Regions from separate parts of the Homo sapiens genome. Here all the other regions are linked to region 3. The links are chromatin loops, found by intact Hi-C in ENCODE. Cell type or tissue: heart right ventricle. All regions are shown on one strand.

What was found. Hi-C counts contacts between places; a loop is a spot of excess contacts. Peaks named below come from ENCODE experiments on the same cell type or tissue, not always from the same donor. Only the 100,000 strongest peaks of a DNase experiment are listed, where the experiment ranks them.
Region 1: it touches region 3 in a loop (12-fold over the local background); 95 of 110 quality-filtered maps call a loop at or near these places.
Region 2: a loop joins it to region 3, with 3 times the contacts of the local background. A loop is called at or near these places in 10 of 110 quality-filtered maps.

Annotation. Positions count from the first base shown.
Region 1 is chr1:212,364,864-212,372,863 of GRCh38, forward strand. It overlaps PACC1 (proton activated chloride channel 1), which reads right to left. Exons shown (of 8, transcript NM_018252.3): 8 at 1-513. The coding sequence ends at 352. Among named protein-coding and RNA genes, the nearest start is that of SNORA16B, 16 kb to the left of the region's middle. RefSeq lists enhancers at 2,242-2,827, 2,828-3,411. In heart right ventricle, a CTCF peak has its summit at 3,317 (motif pointing left); DNase peaks (open chromatin) are centred at 261 and 3,286; H3K27ac peaks cover 1,620 bases.
Region 2 is chr1:212,163,794-212,171,793 of GRCh38, forward strand. No RefSeq gene overlaps it. Among named protein-coding and RNA genes, the nearest start is that of MIR3122, 90 kb to the left of the region's middle. In heart right ventricle, no CTCF peak of the experiment used is centred here; a DNase peak (open chromatin) is centred at 3,492; H3K4me3 peaks cover 698 bases; H3K27ac peaks cover 2,301 bases.
Region 3 is chr1:212,066,879-212,074,878 of GRCh38, forward strand. DTL (denticleless E3 ubiquitin protein ligase adapter) reads left to right here. Exons shown (of 15, transcript NM_016448.4): 8 at 1-7; 9 at 1,346-1,449; 10 at 1,721-1,825; 11 at 5,223-5,335. Among named protein-coding and RNA genes, the nearest start is that of MIR3122, 6.7 kb to the right of the region's middle. In heart right ventricle, CTCF peaks have their summits at 4,017 (motif pointing right) and 4,227; no DNase peak of the experiment used is centred here; H3K27ac peaks cover 3,994 bases.

The DNA.
Region 1 (8,000 bases), 300 kb after region 3:
AGAGCCTTCATTACCCTAGTAGAGCTTAACCTAATACAATACAATGAACCAAACAGGAAGAAAGGCATCTTCTACAAACCCTATTCAAAAGTCATTGGCCAGCTCTTTAAAAAGTTTATTAATAATTTAAATATTTAAATAACTTGTAGGTTTATCCATTAGTCTCTTCTATTAGGCTCTACACCGCCTCTTTTGGGACGGGGTTAGAAGTTCCAGTTTTACATGCTGTTCCTCCCAGCAAGGCCCCATTTCTTCAAGTGAGTACAGGATTGTTGATAGCTCCGTTTACAAAGTGGAAGTGATGACAGCTCCCATTGATGTGGACAGTTCTCTAAACAACGCGAGGTGACTTCAGCTTATGTGGCTCGTTGCCTGACCTCTTCTTTTAAGGTATCTCTTTCTAATTTTGATCATCCATTTTATACTCAGTTTGGCAAACTCTGCTGCTTTAAATAATGCCAAGAAGGCGCCACAGAGAAGAGCAATTGTGTTCCAAGGATTGGCAGTGACTATCTGTGAAGCAAACAGAAACAAACAGGATTACTGGTTTGCTTCAGTCTTGATTCTTTTTTTTTTTTTTTTTTTGAGATGGAGTTTCGCTCTTGTCACCCAGGCTTGTGTGCGTGGCGCAATCTCGGCTCAGTGCAAGCTCCGCTTCCTGGGTTCAAGCAATTCTCCTGCCTCAGCCTCCCGAGTAGCTGGGATTACAGGAACCTGCCACCACACCTGGCTAATTTTTTGTATGTTTAGTAGTGTTATTATCAAGAGCCCTTCCCAAATTATTGGGACTATAAGAAAAATACCTGGGTTCTGAAACTGTCATAACTCTATATACTTCATTCAGACTATACTTTTAATGTCCATAGCTCAGTTTGAGGAGAAAAATACTGACTCCTCCCTATAATAAAGTGATTCTGAAAGAAAGCTGTTTTTCAAAAAAGCTCTGCACAAATAAGATAGGCAATATTTAATTTTGTGGCCTAATCCAACAATAAGTGACCTTGCTTTGAGATGAATTTCCCTAAAACTATACCCAGTCCATAAGAAGGTGAGCTCCTCTTGTTCCCATCTCATAGTTACCATAGTTTCAAGTGTTTCCTCATTTCTAGTCCAATGGCTGTCTTTCCTCCCAAACTCAGAGGAGGATTCCTGCCTCCAGTCCTCTGCTCTTTTCCCCATCTACGATGCTTTCCTCCTGTCTAGGTTTACTCATCCTTCAAAGTCTCAGAGCTTTCCCTGACCACTAAGCTAAAACCCTTTCTGGACTTCAGCAGAGCTATTTATCCTATGAATGCCCTTCACAGTTCCTTATGGTCTGGAATCAATAATTTAAAACAATAGGATTGTTCTCTCACTAACTCTTGAAGGCAGAGTTGTAACTCTTTAAGGCAGAGTTCTTATCTTGGATTTCTGACTTCCACAACCTGGTAAGAATACTTTTTTTTTTTTTTTTTTTTTGAGATGGAGTCTCACTGTCGCCAGGCTGGAGTGCAGTGGCGCGATCTCAGTTCACTGCAACCTCCGCCTCCCGGGTTCAATCTATTCTCCTGCCTCAGCCTCCCGAGTAGCTGAGACTACAGGCACATGCCACCACGGCCGGCTAATTTTTTGTATTTTTAGTAGAGACGGGGTTTCACCATGTTGGCCAGGATGGTCTCGATCTTATGACCTCGTGATCCGCCTGCCTCAGCCTCCCAAATAAAATACTTCTAAGCTCAATTTAGCAGGGTGACCTTAGTATGCATTTCATTGTTCACATATGAAAATGGTGATACCACCACTTGACTGCTGTGAAGCTGAGTAAAGCATGCCTCGGGTACTGGGCTCCACTTGGCCCATAATAGGTACCTCATACTGAATATAGTAGGTTAAAAAATGTTTTATCACACATTACACAACGAGCTGCAAGCCCTTCTCCCCAGTCTTGATTCAATAAGCCTCTGCACATCCCTCTTCATACAAAGCCTTGCCAGTCCATAATTAATAGTGGTAGTGGGTGATAGCAGAGCAAGCACATCCGTATCACAGAATCCCCACCTGGGGGTGGAAGCTTACACGTTTGGGTCTCAGCTATGAAACAGTTTCCTGTAAGCCATGATCACATCAGGATATATTATGATGACATGAATGCCAATCAATACTAGATTTAGGCCTGGCTCTGGTGGACGGTGTGTCTTAAATGTTCCTTTAGCAAAGCTGTCCAATTATTCCTCCCCTTCCAAGATCATGAGTCAGAATTTGACGTTAGAGGAGGTGGAGCCAGATGGCTAAAGAGAACCCTCCAGCGATAGTCCTCTGCAGCAACACCAAACTCAGCTATCCATGTAAGAAAGTATCTACACAAGAGCCAAAAAACCAGGTGAGAGATCACAGTATCTGGTTTAGTATAATAACAGGAAAAGACACACTGAAGAAGAGTAGAAAGGAGGGTCTCACGCTGCCTACACACCCCTCCCCCAACCTTAGGCAGTGCAGCAGAGAGAATCTGTGAGCTTGGGAGAGGGAAGTGAGTCTGGAACTTGCATTGGAACTTCACAAGGGAAAACAGCACCAGGCAGAATTCTGAGGCCCTGATTCCAGGCTAGAGCCCGTGAAAAGAGTATTAGGCCCACCCCAGATCAGAGGGGCATCTACCACCCCAGTGGGAGGAAACCAAGTCTGGGCCCACTTTACAATAGACTAAAGTGGCCTTAGGCCCCAAATAATTTCAGTGGCAGCCAGGCCATAGCAACCACAGCTCTGATACTGCACTGGTCTGGGAGTCTGTGGGTTTGGGGTGTGATCCAGCATGACACCAGCTGCCTCAACTCCAGGCAGTGCAGCATGGTGGAACACTCCTGCTTGGGCAAAGGAGAGGGAAGAGTATGAGGGACTTTGCCTTGGAACCTAGTACCAGCCCTGCCACAGCACCAGGAAGAATCCCGAATCCCCTAATTATAGGCTATTGCTCCCAAATGGCACTTCTAAACCCACCCTGGCCAAAAGGCAATCGGCCACCCTAGCAGGATGGACCCAAACCCCAGCCAGCTTCACCACTGGCTGACTAAAGTGGCCTTAAGCAAACCCCAGTATTGCATTGGTTTAGGAGGGACCCAGGGTGGTGCCAGCTGTGACAGCCATGGGAGTACCTGCCTTACCCCTCCCCAACTCCAGGCAACTCAGAGCAGAGAGACTCCTTCCCCTTGAGGGAAAGATAAGGGACTTTGCCTGGGAACCCCCAGGGCATTCTCTCTGATCCTCCCCAAGTACATCAGGGCTGGATATCTAGAAGTCTACAAGATAGTCACAGTGTAACTTGGCTTAGACTGCCCTCTAGTGCTGAAACAGCTGCAGTGACTGACTACACGCTTAGGGAACTCATCATCAGTCACCTTTCAATTTGTAGAAAATCTCCTGAAGATAGATGGGTATAAACAAGGGCAGACTGTGAAGACTGAAATAAACACCTAAATCTTCAATGCCCATAGACAGACGTACACAAGCACCAGAAAAGTTCAGAGAAATACAATCTCATCAAACAGACTAAGGTGCCAGTGACCAATCCGGGAGAGAGAGATGTGTGACCACTCAGGGAATTCAAAATAGATGTTCTGAGGAAACTCCAGGAACTTCAATGAAACACAAAGACTCAATTCAGAAATTTATCAAAGAAATTCAACAGAGATTAAAATAATTTTTAAAAATTCAAATAAAAATCCTAGAGCTGAAAAGTACAATTAACAGACTGAAAAATGCATCAGAGTGCCTCACAGAATTGATCAAGCAGAAGAATTAGTGAGCTTAAAGACAAATTATATGAAAATACACAAATAAAAAAAAAAGAATGAAGAACACTCACAAGGTCTAGAAAATAGCCTCAAAAGGGTAAATCAAGAGTCAATGGCCTTGGCCGGGTGCGGTGGCTCATGCCTGTAATCCCAGCACTTTGGGAGGCCGAGGCGGGCGGATCACAAGGTCATGAGATCAAGACCATCCTGGCTAACACGGTGAAACCCTGTCTCTACCAAAAATACAAAAAATTAGCCGGGCGTGGTGGCGGGTGCCTGCAGTCCCAGCTACTCGGGAGGCTGAGGTAGGAGAATGGTGTGAACCCGGGAGCTTGCAGTGAGCTGAGATTGGGCCACTGCACTCCAGCCTGGGTGACAGGGTGAGACTCCGTCTCAAAAAAAAAAAAAAAGAGGCAAAACAAAAATATAAATAGATATAATAAAAAGTCAAAATGTGAGGAGTATGGAGTTGAAGTGTAGTTTTAAAAGTTTTTTGTTTCTTTGTGATCAAAGTTAAGTTGTCCTCAATTTAAAATAACTTGTTTTAACTGCAAGATGTTTTTTATAAGCCTTATGGTAACCATAAAGCAAAAACCTATAATGGATATAATAAAAATAAAAAGTAAGGAATTTAAAGAGATAATCATTTATCCACAAAGACAGTAAGAAGAATGAAGTTACAAAACCAAAAAACAAAAAACGAAATAGCCGTAGTAAGTCCTTCTCTATCAGTAATAATATTGAATGTAAATGGACCAAATTCTTAAGACACAGTTGCTGAATTTATTAAAAAACAAGACCCAACGGTATGCTGCCATACAGCGTATAGTTCACCTGTAAAGATACACAGATTGAAAGTGAAGAGACAGGCCAGGCGTGATGGCTTATGCCTATAATCCCAGCACTTTGGGAGGCCAAGGTGGGCAGATTGCTTGAGATCAGGAGTTTGAGACCAGCCTGGTCAACATGGCAAAACCCTGTCTCTACTAAAAATACAAAAATGAGCCAGGTGTGGTGGCGCATGCCTGTAATCTCAGCTACTTGGGAGCCTGAGGCAGCAGAATCACTTGAACCCGGGAGGTGGAGGTTGCAGTGAGCCAAGATCATGCCACTGCACTCCAGCCTGGGCAAGAGAGCAAGACTCCATCTCAGAAAAAAAAAAAAAAAAAGTGAAGGGATAGAAAAAGACATCCCACACAAATGTAAATAAAAAAACAGGTTTAACTATACCTGTAACAGATAAAATAGACTTCAAGTCAAAAACTGGAAAAAGAGACAAATATCATTATGTAATGATGAGGGAGTCAATTCAACAAGAAGATACAACAACTGTAAATATGTATGCATCCAGTATCATCAAAGAAACCACATATATAAAGCAAATATTAATAGATCTAAAGGGAGAGACAGACTGCAATACAGTAATAGTAGGGGACATCAACGTCCGACTCACAAAAATGGACAGCTTATCTAGACAGAAAATCAACAAACATGGGATTTAAACTATACTCTAGACCAAATGGACCTAACTGACATTTACAAAACATTTCATCTGGCCAGGTGCGGAGGCTCACGCCTGTAATCCCAGCACTTTGGGAGATCAAGGTGGGCAGATCAGGAGGTCAGGTGATTGAGACCATCCTGGCTAACACAGTGAAACCCCGTCTCTACCAAAAAATACAAAAAAAATTAGCCGGGCCTGGTGGCAGGCGCCTGTAGTCCCAGCTACTCGGGAGGCTGAGGCAGGAGAATGGCGTGAACCCGGGAGGCAGAGCTTGCAGTGAGCCGAGTTCACACCACTGCACTCCAGCCTGGGCGACAGAACGAGACTCCGTCTCAAAACTCCAACTGCTACAGAATATACATTTTTCTCATCAGCACATGGAACATTCTCCAGGGGAGACCATATGTTGGGCCACAAAACAAGTTTCAACTAATTCAGAAAAATTAAAATCATATTAAGTATCTTGTCTGACCACAGTGGAATAAAACTAGAAATCAATAATGAGGAATTTTGGAAACTGTACAAATACATGGAAATTAAACATGATGCTCCTTAGTGACCAAAGGTCAATGAAGAAATTAAGAAGGAAATTTTAACATTTATTGAACAAATGAAAATGGAAACAATATACCAAAGCCTATGAGATACAGCAAAAGCAGTACTAAGAGGGAAGTTTATAATAAATGCCTACATCAAAAAAAGTAGAGATTTCAAATAAGCTAACGATCACCTCAAAGAACGAGAAAAGAACAAACCCAAATTTATCAGAATAATAATTATCAGAGCAGAAATAAATGAAACTGAAACTTAAATGAAAAGTTAGTTGTTTGAGGCCGGGCGCAGTGGCTCACACCTGTAATCCCAACACTTTGGGAGGCTGAGGCCGGCAGATCACAAGGTCAAGAGAACAAGACCATCCTGGCCAAAATGGTGAAACCCATCTCTACTAAAAATACAAAAATTGGCTGGGCATGGTGGCGGGTGCCTGCAATCCCAGCTACCTGGGAGGCTGAGGCAGGAGAATCGTTTGAACCCAGGAGGCGTAGGCTGCAATGAGCCAAGATCGCAACTGCACTCCAGCCTTGTGATAGAGCAAGACTCCATTTCAAAAAAAAAAAAAAAAAAGAAAGAAAAGTTAGTTGTTTGAAAAGTTAAACAAAATCTAAGTTAAACAAAATCTATCTAAGAAAAATATAATGAAGACCCAAATAAATAAAATCACACCAAAATAAAAGACATTACAACTGATGCCACAGTAATATAAAGGATCATTAGAGACTTAATGAAAAACTATATGCCAATAAAGGAAAACCTAAAAGAAGTGGAAAAATTCCTGGATACATTGTCTACCAAGATTGAACCATGAAGAAACAGAAAACCTGAATAGACCAATATGAGTAACAAGACAGAGGCAGTAATAAAAGAAAAGCCCAGCACCTGATGGCTTCGTTGCTAAATTCTATCTAACATTAAAAAAAAATTAATAGCAATTCTACTCAAACTATTCCAAAAAATTGAAGAATATTCCCAAACTCGGTTCTGCAAGGCCAGCATTACCCTGATACCAAAACAAGACAAAGACACAACAAAAAATGAAAACTACAGGCCGATATCTCTGATGAACACAGATGCAAAAGTCCTCAACAAAGTATCAGCCAACCAAATTCAATAATACATTAAAAAGACCATTCACCATGATCAAGAGGGATCCATCTCAGAGATGCAAGGATGATTCAACATATGCAAATCAATAAATGTAATACATCACATTAACAGAATCAAGAACAAAAATCATGTAATCATTTCAATAGATGGTAAAAAAGCATTTAATAAAATTCAACATACTATCATGATAAAAACTCTCAATGTGCCGGATATGGTGGCTCACTCCTGTAATCCCAGCACTTTGGGAGGCCGAGGTGGGCAGATCACTTGAGGTCAGGAGTTTGAGACCAGCCTGGCCAACATGGTGAAACCTCATCTCCACTAAAAATACAAAAATTAGCTGGGCATGGTGATGTGCACCTGTAATCCCAGCTACTCAGGAGGCTGAAGCACAAGAATCATTTGAACCTGGGAGGCAGGGGTTGTAGTGAGCTGAGATCATGCCACTGCACTCCAGGCTGGGAGACAGAATGAAACTGTGTCAAAAAAAAAAAACAAAAAACAAAAAACAAAAAAAAAACAAAAAACTCAACAAACTGAGTATAGAAGGAACATACCACAATAAAGGCCATACATGACAAACCCACAGCTAACATCATATGGGGAAAAATTCAAAGTCTTTCTTCTAAGATCTGGAACAAGACAAGGGTGCCTACTTTCATTATTTTTGTTCAACATAATACTGGAAGTCCTAGCCAGAGCAATTAGACAAGAGAAAGAAATAAAGGGCATCTGAATTGAAAAGAAGTCAAACTGTCTTTGTTTGCACATGATATGATCTTATATTTTGAAAAACCTAAACACTCCACCAAAAAACTGGTAGACCTGATAAATTCAGTAAAGTCACAGGATACAAAATCAACACACCCAAATCAGGAATATTTCTATATGCTAACAGCGAGCAATCTAAAAAACTTATAGCAATGCAAGAATAAAATAAAAAAGAGAGCAATCCCATTTATAATAGCTATAAAAATATAAAATACCTAGGAATAAATTTAACCAAAGAAGTAAAAAAATCGCTATAATGAAAACTGTAAAAATAGGGATGAAAAAATTGAACA
Region 2 (8,000 bases), 97 kb after region 3:
TTGAAATAGTCTGTATCCACCACCAAACACCCTGAGAGTGCTATCCTTTCCTGATGGATACATTATAGTTTATTTCTGAAATAGTTTATCTCTCAAATCTCTCTCTAACTCACACCTCTCCCCTGCTTAGATTGTTCCAATCAGTTGGACATTTTATTTGTATTTCAAACTACCTACACTTGAATATCTGTTAGACATTTTAAACTGAAAATACCCCAAACTCGTCTTCTGCCACCAAACTTGCTCCTCCCACCAAACTTGCTCCTCCCACAGTCTTGCCTGTTTCAATTAATGGCAACTCTATCCTTTCAATATGCTGGGACAAAAACCTTGGAGTCATTTGCGACTTATTTTACACCTTATAGCCAGTCTTTCAGAAAAACCTGTTGTTCCTACTTTCAAAATATATTCAGATTATGACCACTTCTCATCACCTGCACTGCTGCCACCTGGTCTAAGGCCATGGTTCTCTCTCACCGAGATTACCACAGTAACGTTTTCAACTCATCTCTCTGCTTCCATCTTTCAGTCTTTCTCAGCACAGGATCCAGAGTAGGGTGATGGAAATGTACTATATGGCTATTGTGGTGGTGGTTACATGACTCCATACATTTGTGAAAACTCATCAAATGGTACTCTTAAAATTGACAAATTTTATTATATACAAATTATATTGCAAGGCCAGCCATGGTAGCTCATGCCTATAATCCCAGCACTTTGGAAAGCCAAGGTGGAAAGATCGCTTGAGCCCAGGAGTCTGAGGCCAGCCTGGGCAATATAGTAAGACCCTGTCTCTACAAAAAATAAAAAAATAAAAAATTAGCCAGACGTGGTGGTGTGTGCCTATAGTCCCAGCTACTTAGGGGGCTGAGGTGGGAGAATTGCTTGAGCCTAGGAGGTCAAGGCTGCAGTGAGATATGATTGTGCCACTGCACTCCAGCCTGGGCAACAGAGCAAGACCCTGTCTCAAAAAAATTGTATTGCAATAAAGATTAAAAATGCAAATTAGATTATGTCATTTATTGGATCAAAACCATAAAAAATGGATTCCCATTTCATTCAGAGTATAATCCAGAGTTCTTACAATGGCCTTCAAGGTCCTGTTTAATCTATTACCCCATTAGCTGTCTGACCTCACCTCCTTTTCGCTCACTTAGCTCTACCACACTGGCCTACTCATTGTTCTTCTGTCATACCAGGAACACACCCACCTCAGGATCTTGTATGTGTTTACCTGTCTAGAACACTCTTGTTCTAGTTATTATCTGCATCCTTGATCCTTCTTCTTACAGTATTTTTTAAATTGTCACCTTCATAGCGAGGCTTTCCTAGACCATCCTATTTATCCACTCTGCCTTTTAATTATAGTGTTAAGACCATTTATATTTAATGTAATTATTGACACAGTTGATGTCCACTATCGTGCTATTTATTTTCAATTTAGCCTATCTGTTCTCTGTTCCTCTTGCCTCTTTTCCTGCTTTCTTTTGTATAAAGCAAGAAGAAAATGTTCAGGGTTTCATTTTATCTCCTCTATTGACTCTTGAGCTAGTTCACGTGGTTTTTGTTTGTTTGTTTTAGTGGTTGCTTTGGAAGTTATAATATGCATCCATCACTTACCACAGGCATATCTTGAAGTAAGATTATACCACTTCATGTATAAGGTAAGAAACATAAAACAACATACTTATATTTATTCCCCTTCTGGTCTTTTTTCTATTGCTATAATGCCTTTTATTATTTCTACATATATTATAAACTCCACAAATTATTGTTAACTTTTGGTTAAAATTCAATTGTATAGACTCACGGATTCCTATTTTATTCAGTGATACGATCTATTACTGTTATTATTATTATTTTTTTAGTCTTCAAATCATCCCAGATTGAGCCATTGGGAATCCCTTTAAGTTACTTCTTGTGTCTTTTTGATATGTCCCCCATCATTCTTTGAGGACTTTGTTACTTCTGGTAGCAGGTTCCATGCTCATTTTATACTTCTCTGCCCTTCCCCTGAAATCAGCCATTTCTCCAAGGAGACTTGATTCTTTTTGTGAAAAGTGATATTCACAAAGCAGGATCTAGGTACTAGTGTAGTGCTCATTGCTACTACAGTATCATTCATTACTTCTAGGCCCCTGTCCTCTCAGTGGACAGAGCTGGGAAATGTACATATGTATATACTCACATATATGTACACATGCACACCTGTATCTGTTTCTATAACTATCTACTAAAAACCATGAGCCCTCACCAATGCCTCCAATTCCAATCCAACATCACAGGGTTTATTTTAGCCTTCCCCTTTCCATTTTTGTCTTTTTAATTTTAACTTTTATTTCCTTTGGTGCTCCTCAGCAGGACCCTTTCCATATTTGTAACTCTCTTCATTCACAGTGAGAGAATCAGCTTTCATTATCCTCTGTACATTTATATATTTGCCCAATCTTCCTGGATGTAACCAGTATTCTGGCCACTCTGGAGCCAGTCCTTGGTTCTGCTGCCCCACTGATTCCCACCAGTGACATCAGGACTAAATTCTTCCCTCACTAATTGCTGCTGGCCATGCTGGAGCCAAAGCCTAGACCCTGATGAAGGGCCCAGTAGCCTTGGTGAAGAAGCAGGAGGAATGTCAGGATTAATCACAGCTGATAATCTGTAAACCAGATGTGACAGGAAGATGAGGGAGCTTGGATACCGAGAATGCCAGAAAATATGCCATGGGTTTCAGGCGGGTTGTACAAGAAAAATGTGCCAGGAGATGCACCGAGTTGGTAGAAAATGGAGGAGTGGAAGTGCTGGAGATCTTGATAAAATCGAAGAATAGGTATGGTTAGGATGAAGCTATCTGGAGGACACAGCCACTTCCAAATAGCTGGCCAAATCCCTGATTATATCTTCACATGAACTGGGCTACAGAGAGACCCAATTCCACTGGAACTTTTATTATCAAGTGGGTCACATCCGGGAGAATTGCCATTAAGCAGACATTTTTCCAAACAGGGATTACAGGTGCTTCCCCTCCAGTAAATTAAACCCCTAATAGCAGAAGTAAAGGAAGCACATGTACACTCACACACAGACTGAATATAATACTGGCCCCCAATCAAAAATCATCAGGAAGTCAGACTTCAAGGCAAGCCCTCTGTCCTGAAACGACTCTTTCATGATCAGATAGCACAGGTATCAAAGAGAAAAGACAGAGATGGAGCTTTTGCAAGTTCCTGAACCCAGAAGCCATGGGGTTCTGAAAGACCAGCTGGAAACTGGATGAATTAATATCTGAATAGTTGAATAAACAAACCTGAGCTAGCCTTGCAGACTGAGTAGGATTTCTGTATGTGAGAGGGAGAAGGAGTGGAATTCCCATGGGAAGCAACCCAATTAAGGATCTAGAGCAAGCCACAAGCACGCGAGAACGGTATGACAGAACCATGGCTGCATCTGCTGCACTGGGGGTGACCTAGGTCAGGGCCGTAGCAGAGTCACGTCTCCAGGCAGCACCAGGCTGTCAGCGCTGTTTGGCAATGCAGCTGTGTGTCAGTTTCCTCCTTCATCCCTCTGTGGATATTCAGACTCCCGCCTCTCAGTGGACAGCCTTGCTGGCTTCAGTGATTAACATCAAGGCTATCAGTCATGAACTTCCTCAACCTCCTGTTTCTGCACCTACAAATTATTGTATTTATACCTACTCACAAATTCTTTCTTCCCCAGTCACAGGAAGAGATGTCCTATTAAAGACTAATTCCCCACACCACATTCATGCTTTCCTTTTTCCTCACAAAAACATCATTACTGCCGGGTGCAGTGGCTCACGCCTGTAATCCCAGCACTTTGGAAGGGCGACACGGGCGGATCACAAGTTCAGGAGATGGAGACCATCCTGGCTAACACGGTGAAACCTCGTCTCTACTAAAAATACAAAAAATTAGTCGGGCGTGGTGGCGGGCGCCTGTAGTCCCAGCTACTCAGGAGGCTGAGGCAGGAGAATGGCGTGAACCCGGGAGGTGGAGCTTGCAGTAAGACGAGATCGCGCCACTGCACTCCAACCTGGGCGACAGAGCAAGACACTGTCTCAAAAAAAAAAAAAAAAAAAAAAAAAAAATCATTACATCAGTTGTCACCCTCGACTCCTTTCAGGATCTTTCCCAAAAACTGTGAATAGGAAGTCTCATCATGAGCACATGAAACATTAATCCTATACCCTGTAGCTATTGCCCAATTCTATGGCTTAAATGGGTCCCTTCCAAAAATCAGGTGTTGTCAATGTGATAGAATTAAGAGGCATGGCCTTTAAGAGATTATTATGCTATGAGGGCTCCTCCTCTTGAATGGGATTAGGTATCCTAATAAAGGGATTCGAAGAGGAAATTGGTTCTCTCTTGCGCTTCTGCTTTCCACGTGAGGATGCAGCAAGAAGGCCCCCAAAAGGAGCCAGCATCTTGATTTTGGACTTCCCAGCCTCTAGCACGGTGAGAAACAAATTTCCTTTCTTTATAAATTACCCAGTCTGTGGTATCCTGTTATAGTAGCACAAAACAGACTAAAAATGCCTTTTCTTTCTCTTTCCTTTAACAGAAAAGCTTATTTTTTGTTAAATACTGTTTCACATTTTTCTCTACTTATAAAAGTAGTATACGTTCATTACAGAATATTTAGAAAACAAAGAAATATTTAGAAACAAAGAAAACTGTACAGAAAAAAAAAAAACCAACTTTGTAACCCTGCCACTCATTTTGGAATCTCTCCACCTGAGGAGACATATATATATATATATATATTTTTTTTTTTTTTTTTCAGATGGAGTCTTGCTCTGTCCCCCAGGCTGGAGTGCAGTGGCATGATCTCGGCTCACTGCAAGCTCCGCCTCCTGGGTTCATGCCATTCTCCTGCCTCAGTCTCACGAGTAACTGGGATTACAGGTGCGTGCCACCACACCCAGCTAATTTTTTTGTATTTTTAGTAGAGACAGGGTTTCACCGTATTAGCCAGGATGGTCTCGATCTCCTGACCTCGTGATCCACCCACCTCAGCCTCCCAAAGTGCTGGGATTACAGGCATAAGCCACAGCGCCCAGCCTCACCTGAGGATATTTTGTTTCTATGTGTATATATCTACATTCAGCATTTAATAGCTAACATTTTACTGAGCACTTTCTGTGTGCCAGGCTAACCACCACCCAGTGAGGGACTTTACCATGGCTGCACATCCTGTCAGTGGCCTAGTCAGGATTTGATCCCAGGGAGTCTGGCTTCAGAGGGTGAGATCTTAATCCTGCTCCTTATGCCTCTAATTTATACCAGAATTGGAATCATATAGTATAGGTAATGTTTTATATCCTGCATTTCACTTAGTGTTATATTCTAAGTATTTCTCAATATCACAAATTATGTTTTGTAAATGTAATTTCTAAGTTAGTATCACACTTTTCAATAGGATAGCTTGTCCTCTTCCATTCAGTTGTCAAACCATTGATTTTTGCCCTCACTTCTCACCACTCAACAGAAACAGATCCCAGAAGGATCATAGGTGACCTCTTCGAGGCTAACTCCATTGGACATGTTATAACCCTTCTCTTTCTTGACTCCTCAGGAATATTTGACACCATTGTACTCTCCTTCTTTCTGTCATCTAGTCAATATTTATTGAGCACCAGCAGAAACTTCCTCCTCTATCCATTTCCAAGACATGCTTTTCTTTGGTTTCCCTTTCTTTCCCTGGCCATGTTTTCTTAGCCTTTAAGTTCCTGGTCCTCAGTCCACACTTGAAGTGTGGGTTCCCCTGAGAGCCCCATGTCGGGGTTTTCACCAGCATTTTTCAGCCCTGACTGTGGCTAGGAATCACTGGAAATAACTGCCTAAAGTATTCAGAGTGGGGAGTGGGCTTCAATATTTTGAAGATGCTTCATGTCTTCCACTCAGTCTTTGCTTTTCCTCCTGTGTTCCCTATGTCAGAGAATAGCATACATCTCCACCCACTTACTTAAGCAAGGAAGCTTGCCTTCTTCCTCTCTCCCAATCAATCACTGTGTCCTGTTGATTCTACCACCTTATTATTTTTAAATGTTTCTACATCTCTCTATCTCCATTGTCATTACCTGCATTCAGCCCATCATCAGTTCTTACCTGGATTACTAAAATGCCCTTGTAGTTGACCCTGCCTCCAATCTTGCCTCACTCCAATCCTTAGGTTGTTGCTGTTTCACACTGAAAACAGCTTTCTTGTTTTTTTTTTCTGATTATGTAAATACTATAAGGTCAATATAAAAATGAAAAGAATCATAAAAATAAGAGGGAGAAAGAAATGATCACCTGAAATCCCACCGCCCTGAGATACCCTCATTCTTCCACTTTTTGGTGATTATCCTTTCATGCACTTTTTATGTTGATCAGTCATATGAGAAAACGGTCTGAACTTTGATCTTCATTGGGATTCAGATATCAGAGAGTGGCGCTGAAGGAGGAACAATTTTAATTAGGGACAAAGAAGGCCTAGAAAGAGGGTATGTATAATCGTAAACAAGTGTCATAATCTAATTGCTGTGGTTTGAATGTGTCCCCCAGATTTCATGTGTTGGAAACTTCATCCCCAATGTGGCAGTACTGAGAGGTTTGGGCCTTAAGGGATGAATGGATCGTGAGGGCAGAGCCATTATTCATGGATGAATGGATGAATGGGTTAGTGGATTAAAGTGTTATCATGGAAGGGGAACTGGTGGCTTTATAAGAAGAGGAAAAGGGGCCTGAGCTAGCATCTTAGCATGCTAAGCTCCCTTGCGATGTGATATCCTGTGCCACCTTAGGACTGTGCAGTCTCCACAAGCTATATCTTCAAAGTCATACAATGACTATAAAAGCACCAGCCATACATCCTTTTCAGGTAAGAAATGGGGAAGACCAGGGGCCAGAAAGAGCTTCACCTAAACTTCATCCAAATACTCCATCCAAAACTTCCACTTAAATTTCATTGGCCATTCCTATCTGCAAGAAGAGACACGTTTGAGCACATTGCTACCCCTAATGATGGAGGTTCTCTTAGTAAGGAAGAAAGAAATAATAGATTTAGGTAGGCAGCTAGCAGGCTGTACCTAAACACACACACAAACGGTTTTAGGGTTTTTGTTTTGCTATTGGTAGATGTCATCATTTTCCGAAAATTGGTTCAGAGTACATCTATACCTTTGCATACAGCTTTCCCCCACTTAATCACATTTCATCGAAATCTCTCCAAGTCCATTAATATAGATCTAACATATATTTAAATGGCTACACAATTCCCCATGTATAAGCACACTGTAATTTATTCATTCATTCCTCTAATGATGGGCTTCACTTGGTTTTCAGTGTTTCGCCAACTACAAACAATGCAGCAATAAGCACCTCTGTACATGCATTTTTTTTGTATTGGTGCTTTTATTTCTATAGAGTAGATTCCCAGCAGTGGGATTGCTAGGTTGAAGGGCAAATGTATTAAAATTGTATAGTCTTTGCCTGATTGCCAAAAGGTTTGTAGCAACTCATACTGCACCCAGCAATATATGAGTACCTATTTCCTTCTCATTCTTACCAATAGTAGATGTTTTCCCTCTTAATTTTTACCAATCTGAAGGGTATAAAGTGATATTACGTTATTACCTTAATTTTCATTTCCCTGATTGATAGTCATATTGAGCATCTTTTAAATCTACTTATTGGCCAGGCATGGTAGCTTATGCCTGTAATCCTCACACTTTGGGAGGCCAGGGAGGGTGGATCGCTTGAGCTCAGGAGTTCAAGACCAGTCTGGGCAACATGACGAAACCCCATCTCTACCAAAAGTACAAAAATTAGCTGGGCATGGTGGCCCACGCCTGTGGTCCCAACTACTTGGGAGGCTGAGGTGGGAGGATCACTGAAGCCCAGGGAAGTGAGGCTGCAGTGAGCCATGATCGTGCCACTGCACTCCAGTCTGGGCAACAGAGGGAGACCTAGTCTCAAATAAATAAATAAATATTGGACACT
Region 3 (8,000 bases):
TGGATGGGTAAGAGTCTATTTCTTTTTTCTTCCGACGAGATCTTTTTTATGAGATTGTGATGAGGCAGTCACATAGTCTCATTATAATTGAATGTGTGTGCTTTCAACTGTCAACATAGCAAGTACCCCAACTGAGGAAAGGAGCTATAGATCACATTGGAAAATACCTAGTTGAAGGACTCTTGCTGGATAATTAAATGAAAGAATACATGTGTCACGCTTAGCACATTGTCTAGCACATAAGAGCAGTGGTAGCTGCTGTTGCTATCTTAGAAAAGAAGCTGGCTGGGTAGCTTGCTTGCCTTATGCAATATAATTTAGTCACTAATTCTCATTTTGAAGAGTAAAATTTCTGTTACTTTGGGTTTTGTCTTTTTCAGGTTTAAGAATATCCTAAAAGAAGAAATCTGATTCTGGGGATGTAATTGACATTTCTGGGAGTAATCTAACTAGATTGATGATAGTAAGGTCTAATGACTTTCACATACCTGTCATCCATGATTAGTCTGAATTCTTGGCTTCCAAATAAGTCTGCTCTGTGATGCTTGTTGATTGTGTTGTAGAATATTAATTCTATGCAAATGGAGACTCTTTCTTTTTAAGTTTCCTTCCTATTATATCTCTCAAGGCATCCTTCTCTTAAAATTTTTAATTTAAAAGATGATGGCTTACCAAACTAGGATTTCCATTGTGTCCTCTGGGCACTAAAACCCTCTGAACCAAATTCTCAGGCAGGAATGAAGGATTATCTAAAGGTTATTAGTTCTGCTTGTGAATGACTGTGAAAGCTTGCTCTGTTTGTTTCCAAGAATACTGTCATTTCATAGCAGGTCTGTGTTTTCAAGTTACCTTTATACTAGAAGTAGAGGATTAAGACAATTATCTCAATAGATGAAATGAAAAAATACTTTATTTCACAGAACAATTTGTTTAGATTATTTAAAGAGTTATGTATGGAGATATAACCACAGGGACAGAACTTGCTACTTATGATATCAAAAATATATGCAGAATATTAAAGGCTTAGGAAGTGTATTTTCTAAAAACAATGGAACAATTACTATCGGCACTCAACCTTCATCTTCCTTTTCCGTTCTCTTAGAGTAAACTCCAGTAACCCATCACTGGGTCAAATCACATCTGTTTCCGTTCTGTCAGAATTATAAGCCTGATATTGGAGACAACAGTATAAGATACTTTAATTTGTTTCCCAATGAAATATCCTTACTGTACCTAGTTAATGTGCCAGAGGAGTTAGATTAAAAGTCATTTCACATTTAGTGTAGTTGAAGTTGTTTGGGGTTGGAAGAAGGTCTACAAAATATTTATTTGCCTTGGTTTTTAGGATAATCAAAGTATGGGATTTACGTAAGAATTATACTGCTTATCGACAAGAACCCATAGCATCCAAGTCTTTCCTGTACCCAGGTAGCAGCACTCGAAAACTTGGTAAGCCTTTAATAGGTCTTTTGGGGGAGATAAGAGTTTTTGTTTAAAAAAAAAAAAAAAGGCTAATTTCCAGTAACATTGATATGAAAAATTCTAATATGTGAAGTTCAAAAGATAAAAACTCAGAAGAATGTTTTTGGTTTGTGTATATTTTGGGGACAAAGAATTCTGATGATGATTCTTATGAAATGATCTATTTTTGTCTCTACATTTTAACCTCAGATCTACTCACCATCATCAGGACGTGCTAACTTAAGTTTCCTTTTTCCAGGATATTCAAGTCTGATTTTGGATTCCACTGGCTCTACTTTATTTGCTAATTGCACAGACGATAACATCTACATGTTTAATATGACTGGGTTGAAGACTTCTCCAGGTAAGATATTAGTCATTCAAATTCTCTTACCAGGAAAGCATTATGGGCTTTTTTTGGTAATGATAATTTAATGGGCTTTCTTCTAAACTGAACTTATTAAGCCATATGAGGACTTTGGCATCTTTGATTACATCCAGTGATAATTTCATAAGTGTACATTCCTTGTGATGATTTCATAAGTTAGCTGAATTGTGCTTTACATGGTGACTTTATTTTAATAGAGAGTATCTCCTGAAATTATGCCCTTTGGCCTATATTTAGAATTCTCTCAATTTTTTATTTAATAAGCTGTGGAGTAGATAAAGTGCTTCTGCTCAGCTTTTTTCCTCTTTAGGGGCTGCTGGTTAAAATTAGGGGGCTGAAATTTTCATACCCCCAAAATAGTTTCAGCCTATCTCAGCCTTCTCCTTAATGTTAGAGGCCCTTTTATTTCTAGATGTTTTCCCCAGCCTCACCTTTTTTTTTTCCTCAAAACTTTAAAAATAGAATCTGATACTTAAAACTAATAAATAAATGATAGTTTTAAAAAGAAAACCCAAGTTTCTCAAGCATGCTTTCCTCTTTTTTTTAATCCTCTCCCCTCCCTCTTCCAAATCACCAGCCTCAGGCATGCTTTAAGAGAGTTATTTGGGTTACATTATTTTTAAGAACATCAATTTCTTAAGCAACATCTTAGTAGCCTGGTTATTCCTCATCTATAGATCTTTCAAAAACACTTTGAATTCCATAACCAATCCTCAGAGTTACCCAGTTTCCACTAAAGTAAAAAGTGCTGATAAACAAGAAATCTCAAGTACAGAACTTGTTTTATTTTATTTATAGATAGATGTAGATATAGATATAAATTTTTTTTTTTTTTTGAGACGGAGTTTCACTCTGTTGCCCAGGCTGGAGTGCAGTGGTTCGATCTCGGCTCACTGCACCCTCCGCCTCCTGGGTTCAAGCAATTCTCCTGCCTCAGCCTCCCAAGTAGCTGGGATTACAGGCGCCCGCCACCATGCCTGGCTAATTTTTGTATTTTTAGTAAAGGCAGGGTTTCACCTTGTTGGTCAGGCTGGTCTCGAACTCCTGACCTCATGATCCACCCACCTCAGCCTCCCAAAGTGCTGGGATTACAGGCGTGAGCCACCATGCCCGGCCCAGAACTTGTCATTTTAGCTGAGATCTTACAGAATTTTCCAAAGATCACCCCAAGCAATCTTATTAGGACTTTAGTATCGGTGGCAGCATCATAGTCTGCATTTCTGATACTTTGCACTGGGTCTAGTTTTCTCTAAACAGGAGCAATAGTATTTAGAAAAGGGAAGAGGTGTTTCTTTTGCTATTTTCCTTAATGGAATCTGAGCTTGGAGAGCTGCTAATTTAGTTAGTCAAATAAAATAGACTTTTCAACATCTTTCCTTGAAAGATAAAGCGTGATCCTGATTATATTATCAGATGTACAAGAGCTCTTTCTATATAATTTTTGCTACAGTGTGGCACTGAAAAGGTCCTTGAGTTTAGTGTCCTGCTGTCCAACACTTCGCTAATAATTTAGTAAACCTTTTCTATGCTTCTATTTAATTTCATTTGCGCAGATGGATAGATAGGTAGATAGGTTAATAGATCGATTTATTCCTTAAAAATTGAATGACAGCTGGCCATGGTGGCTCACACCTATAAACCCAAGCCGAGGCTGGCAGATCACTTGAGCCCAGGAGTTCGAGACCAGCCTGGGCAACATGGTGAAACCTCATCTTGACAAAAAGATGCAAAAAATTAGCTGGATGTGGTGGCATGCACCTGTAGTCCTGCTACTTGGAAGGCTGAGGTAGGAGGATTGTTTGAGCCTGGGAGGTTTGAGTCTTCAGTGAGCCATGATCTTGCCACTGCACTCCAGCCTGGGTGACAGAGTAAGACCCTGTCTCAAAAAAAAAAAACTGAATGACAACTGTGTGTGTGTGTGTGTGTAACGTCTTGTAATTACTTGTCCTTTTCAAAACTTCTGAATCGATCTTGGATTCGATACTTGATCTACCATGCTTTGTATTATGGTGTTTATATGTTCATAAGGATGACTTGGTTGGAAGTACTTGAAAAGCCCAGATCACCAAAGCAAGATTAAATTGAGCTCATTAAAGCCAACATACATTTTAGGAGGATTTTTAGCAAGGTTTAAACATTTACAGTGCATATCATACCAGCCTTTCTTAGACCAGCAGAGGGCAATAAATACTTACAGGTGTAGTGGGAAATTCAGGCTAGAGTTTTCCATTCATAGTTGAGAGTTGAGGAAGATTAAAAATTACAGTTTTAGAACAATGTTCAGAATAAAGGAGCTTGTTTATTTTGCAGTGATAATAGGTGTATACAAATTGATTCATATCCTGCCTCACTTTCACAGTAAAAATGTCTGATGTGAGGAGTATTTGCTATGCCTGCATAGCTTTTTCCTTTAAAGCTATAAATACAAAGTTCTTTTCCAGCTTTATTCTAGAAAATGGAAGAGATTCCTGTGAGCACTTATGGGAAGCTGTTAAGTCCCCTACTAATACTTTTCTCTCTGGAGTGTGATTGTTTTTTCCTGCCTAAAGGTATCCTTAAATTCTCCAATAATTGAGATTTTTCTCTTGTATTTCCTAGTAGTGTTCTGATGTCAGAGGCCTCAGGTTTTGACCTTCTTAGGATAGAAGAACCTGTTAAGAACATATGCTAGATTGGGTTACCTGCCCTTTTGCCATTGAGAGTGAGAAGGCTAAACCTAATCTAGTGCCTTACATATAAACAGTTTACTCCACTAGCTCTTCCACCATTCAGTCTACTCAAAGTGCTGGATTAAAATGATTCTCACATCCCACATAAGCTATTAGTAAGTTTTAACCAGAACTCAAATGATACTTTTCACTGATTTTTTTTTTCCTTTTCATGGAACAAATGTTTGAGGATCTACTCTGTTCAAAGCACTATAAAGTCTAGTGAGGAAAAAGTAAGATATAAAATTTATCCTCAAGAGGCCTGAAGTCTAAGGGGAAATTAGATGAATATATTATGCAGTGGAAAAAATCCTACCCTGGGCTGGAGAGAGAGGGTCTTATAAAGGCATTTTACTGCAAGTTGGACATTGGCTGGATTCTTTTTTTAAGGAATGTTTTCCCTCCAATTTTTTTCTCTTGATATTGCCATTTTCGTACCAAGTACTCAGACTGAGTTCATGAGATTGGATCTAATATAAAGCTTCCTTCTAGGGTTTTGTTTTTCTGCCAATGTCTAGTTCCCTTGTATTTGATGGATAAAGCTAGATCATCTGCTTCAATAGGCAATACAGTGATAAAACTTGTTAGAATATATATGCTGTCTATATCCATTTGACCACTAGAAATAACAAGAGCCAAGTAATTTGGTTTTTTTCCTCTGGCAGTGGCTATTTTCAATGGACACCAGAACTCTACCTTTTATGTAAAATCCAGCCTTAGTCCAGATGACCAGTTTTTAGTCAGTGGCTCAAGTGATGAAGCTGCCTACATATGGAAGGTAAGTTGCTAAACTTCACCCACAAGTGTTAGACTGAAGTATTCTTGCAAATATTTGTTCTGTCCAATATGAGATAAGTTTAATGTAACCACGTGCTATACTATTCCTGCATCAGATATTTAGTAAAGGTTGCTCTTGGCTCTTAATATAGCTGAAACCTTACTCTACTACAGAATGTATGACACTTTCAGGGCCATAGCTTGTCAGAAATTGACAATTTGTATCCTCTGTTTCAAAAATTATTAGGAAATTGAGAATTCAGAGGGTGATAAGAACCTTAACTACTTTGTCCTGCATCCTGGAAAACATGCTATACTGACTTTCTGCCCTATGTTTTCAAACTCTCGTTCAGAATACAGTATTTTGATCCCTAGGATCCTGTGCTTGAATCACCCATGGAGCCTTGCACAAAACAGAAACTCAAAAATATTTTTATGATTAATTTATTCTTTATTCTCTCCTTACAAGTAGCTGATCTTCAGGCCACTAAAGTAGATATGGCTGCTTTATCAGATTTTTATATATTTAATAGCATTATTTACTAATCTTTTTTTTTTTTTTTTTTATTGAGATGGAGTCTCACTCTGTCGCACAGGCTGGAGTGCAGTGGCACGATCTTGGCTCACTGCAAGCTCCGCCTCCCAGGTTCACGCCATTCTCCTGCCTCAGCCTCCCGAATAACTGGGACTACAGGTGCCTGCCACCACGCCCGGCTAATTTCTTTTGTATTTTTAGTAGAGACGGGGTTTCACCATGTTAGCCAGGATGGTCTCGATCTCCTGACCTCGTGATCCGCCCAACTTGGCCTCCCAAAGTGCTGGGATTACAGGCATGAGCCACCATGCCTGGCCAATAATCTTTTAAATAACTTTTTTAATAACAGTAGTTCTAAAGTGTCTACTGTAAGCTAAGAAATTTAAAGCTGTCCATTTGAAGTCCAGTGGAGAAAATAAAAATGTTAGACAACAGGTAGCACTTGCTTATTACTGAAAAATGTCTCTTGAAGGAATAATTAATTATGGAAATGTTCTGGGAATTCAGAGAATGATCATTAAGGCATTGTTTACCCATGACTAAGAATTAATTATCTTCTAGATTTCCCTGTAACTTCATAAATGTCTTTGACATTGGTGAATTGAATGATTAGAGTTCACATATTTTGGGTTTTAAAGTCATAATGTCTAAAACTTCATAGATCCCATAGTTCCGATAGTATCAAATCCCTTCTCAAGAGAAAGTTATATCATTTTTTATCCTGCCAAGCTCTAGAAAGTAATATTGCTAATTTTTTTTAGGACAGGGGTAAAACCTGTTTAGTATGAAGCATAATTCTTCAGCTTAATTTCTTCCAATCCTGAGGGAAGTACAAAAGAAAAGTGATTTCTATATAACTGGAGTTGTGAAAATGCAACACTACTTTATTAAAATTTTACTAACAATATCCTAAATAGTCACAGGGTGGAAATATTGCTCTATCCAAGATGCTTCTATGTTGGGCCTGCCTTTTTCTACAAGCATATTTCTTTCTTTTGTTATATTTTTAAATGCCTATAAAGTATATACTTGACTCCATCACAAGATGGAGTTTCCTCTTTATAATATTCTTCTTACTTGAGATTTTAAGTTTAACAATGTTATGTCGCTGGCACTAATGCTCTGTCTTATATTTAAAATTTTCAGTTTCAAATTTGGTCTTAATGCTTATTTTGCTACCTTTTTCCTTTCTTCTTTGCTCACTGTCTTGCCTATGTTTCCTTCTCCACTTTGGCTCCCAACTTAACTAGAGGATTTTATTCCTACCACAGGTCTGTATCTTTTAAGGTTTGTTTCTTGTTAAAAAAAAAATTTTTTTTTCCAACATCACAAAAAGCATATAAGAATAATTCAAAAAATACTTATGTATTGATCATTCTTGTTAAATTATTAAGTTTTAATTATATGTACATAATTATGTATACAATTACATGTGTGTTGTATAGTTTCTTGATAGTTTTTAAATTCTTAATAAATTTTTAAATTATATATATACATAATTATGTGTATAATTATATATTATGTGTATCTTGTGTAAAGTTTTCTTGACAATTGTTAAAGTTCCTTCCTCTTCTCTAGTGCAAAGGCCTTTTTAAGATTTTGTTTCAGGGAATGAAGGTTGTGGGAATACTTGCCTTTAAAGATATACACTAAATATAGTTGGCCATTGTTTCTAAGCCATTTTCAGACAACCAATCAGTGTCTACCACATACAAGGGTTACCCTTTTTTAATTCCTAGGCTGGGTCACATGTCAGTGTTGAATGACGTGGTTCAGACGTGATGTTCTTCTGCCTGTCCACACATAACTCGGTGTACAGGCTCTGATATTTGAGATCCTGGCAAGCTTGCACCTCCTAAATTTGAATTTGCCTAGTGAGGTGGCTCAGTTTCTCTTTTCCATGATTAAAAAAAGGAGGAGTGGTATTTTAAGAGCAATTCCATTCAAGCTGAGTATCCAGGCTGTTAGATTGCTCTTCTACGTGTTCAAAAAGTCAGAATTCTCTTAAGTATTAGAATTTTTTCTATGCTAAAAAGCCAAAAGCCCATGGGCACAAGAAAACAAAATAGAAGGGAGTTTTGTATCTTAAGACAGAAGAGAATGGCCTCTTAATCCTCACTACTGCCCAGCA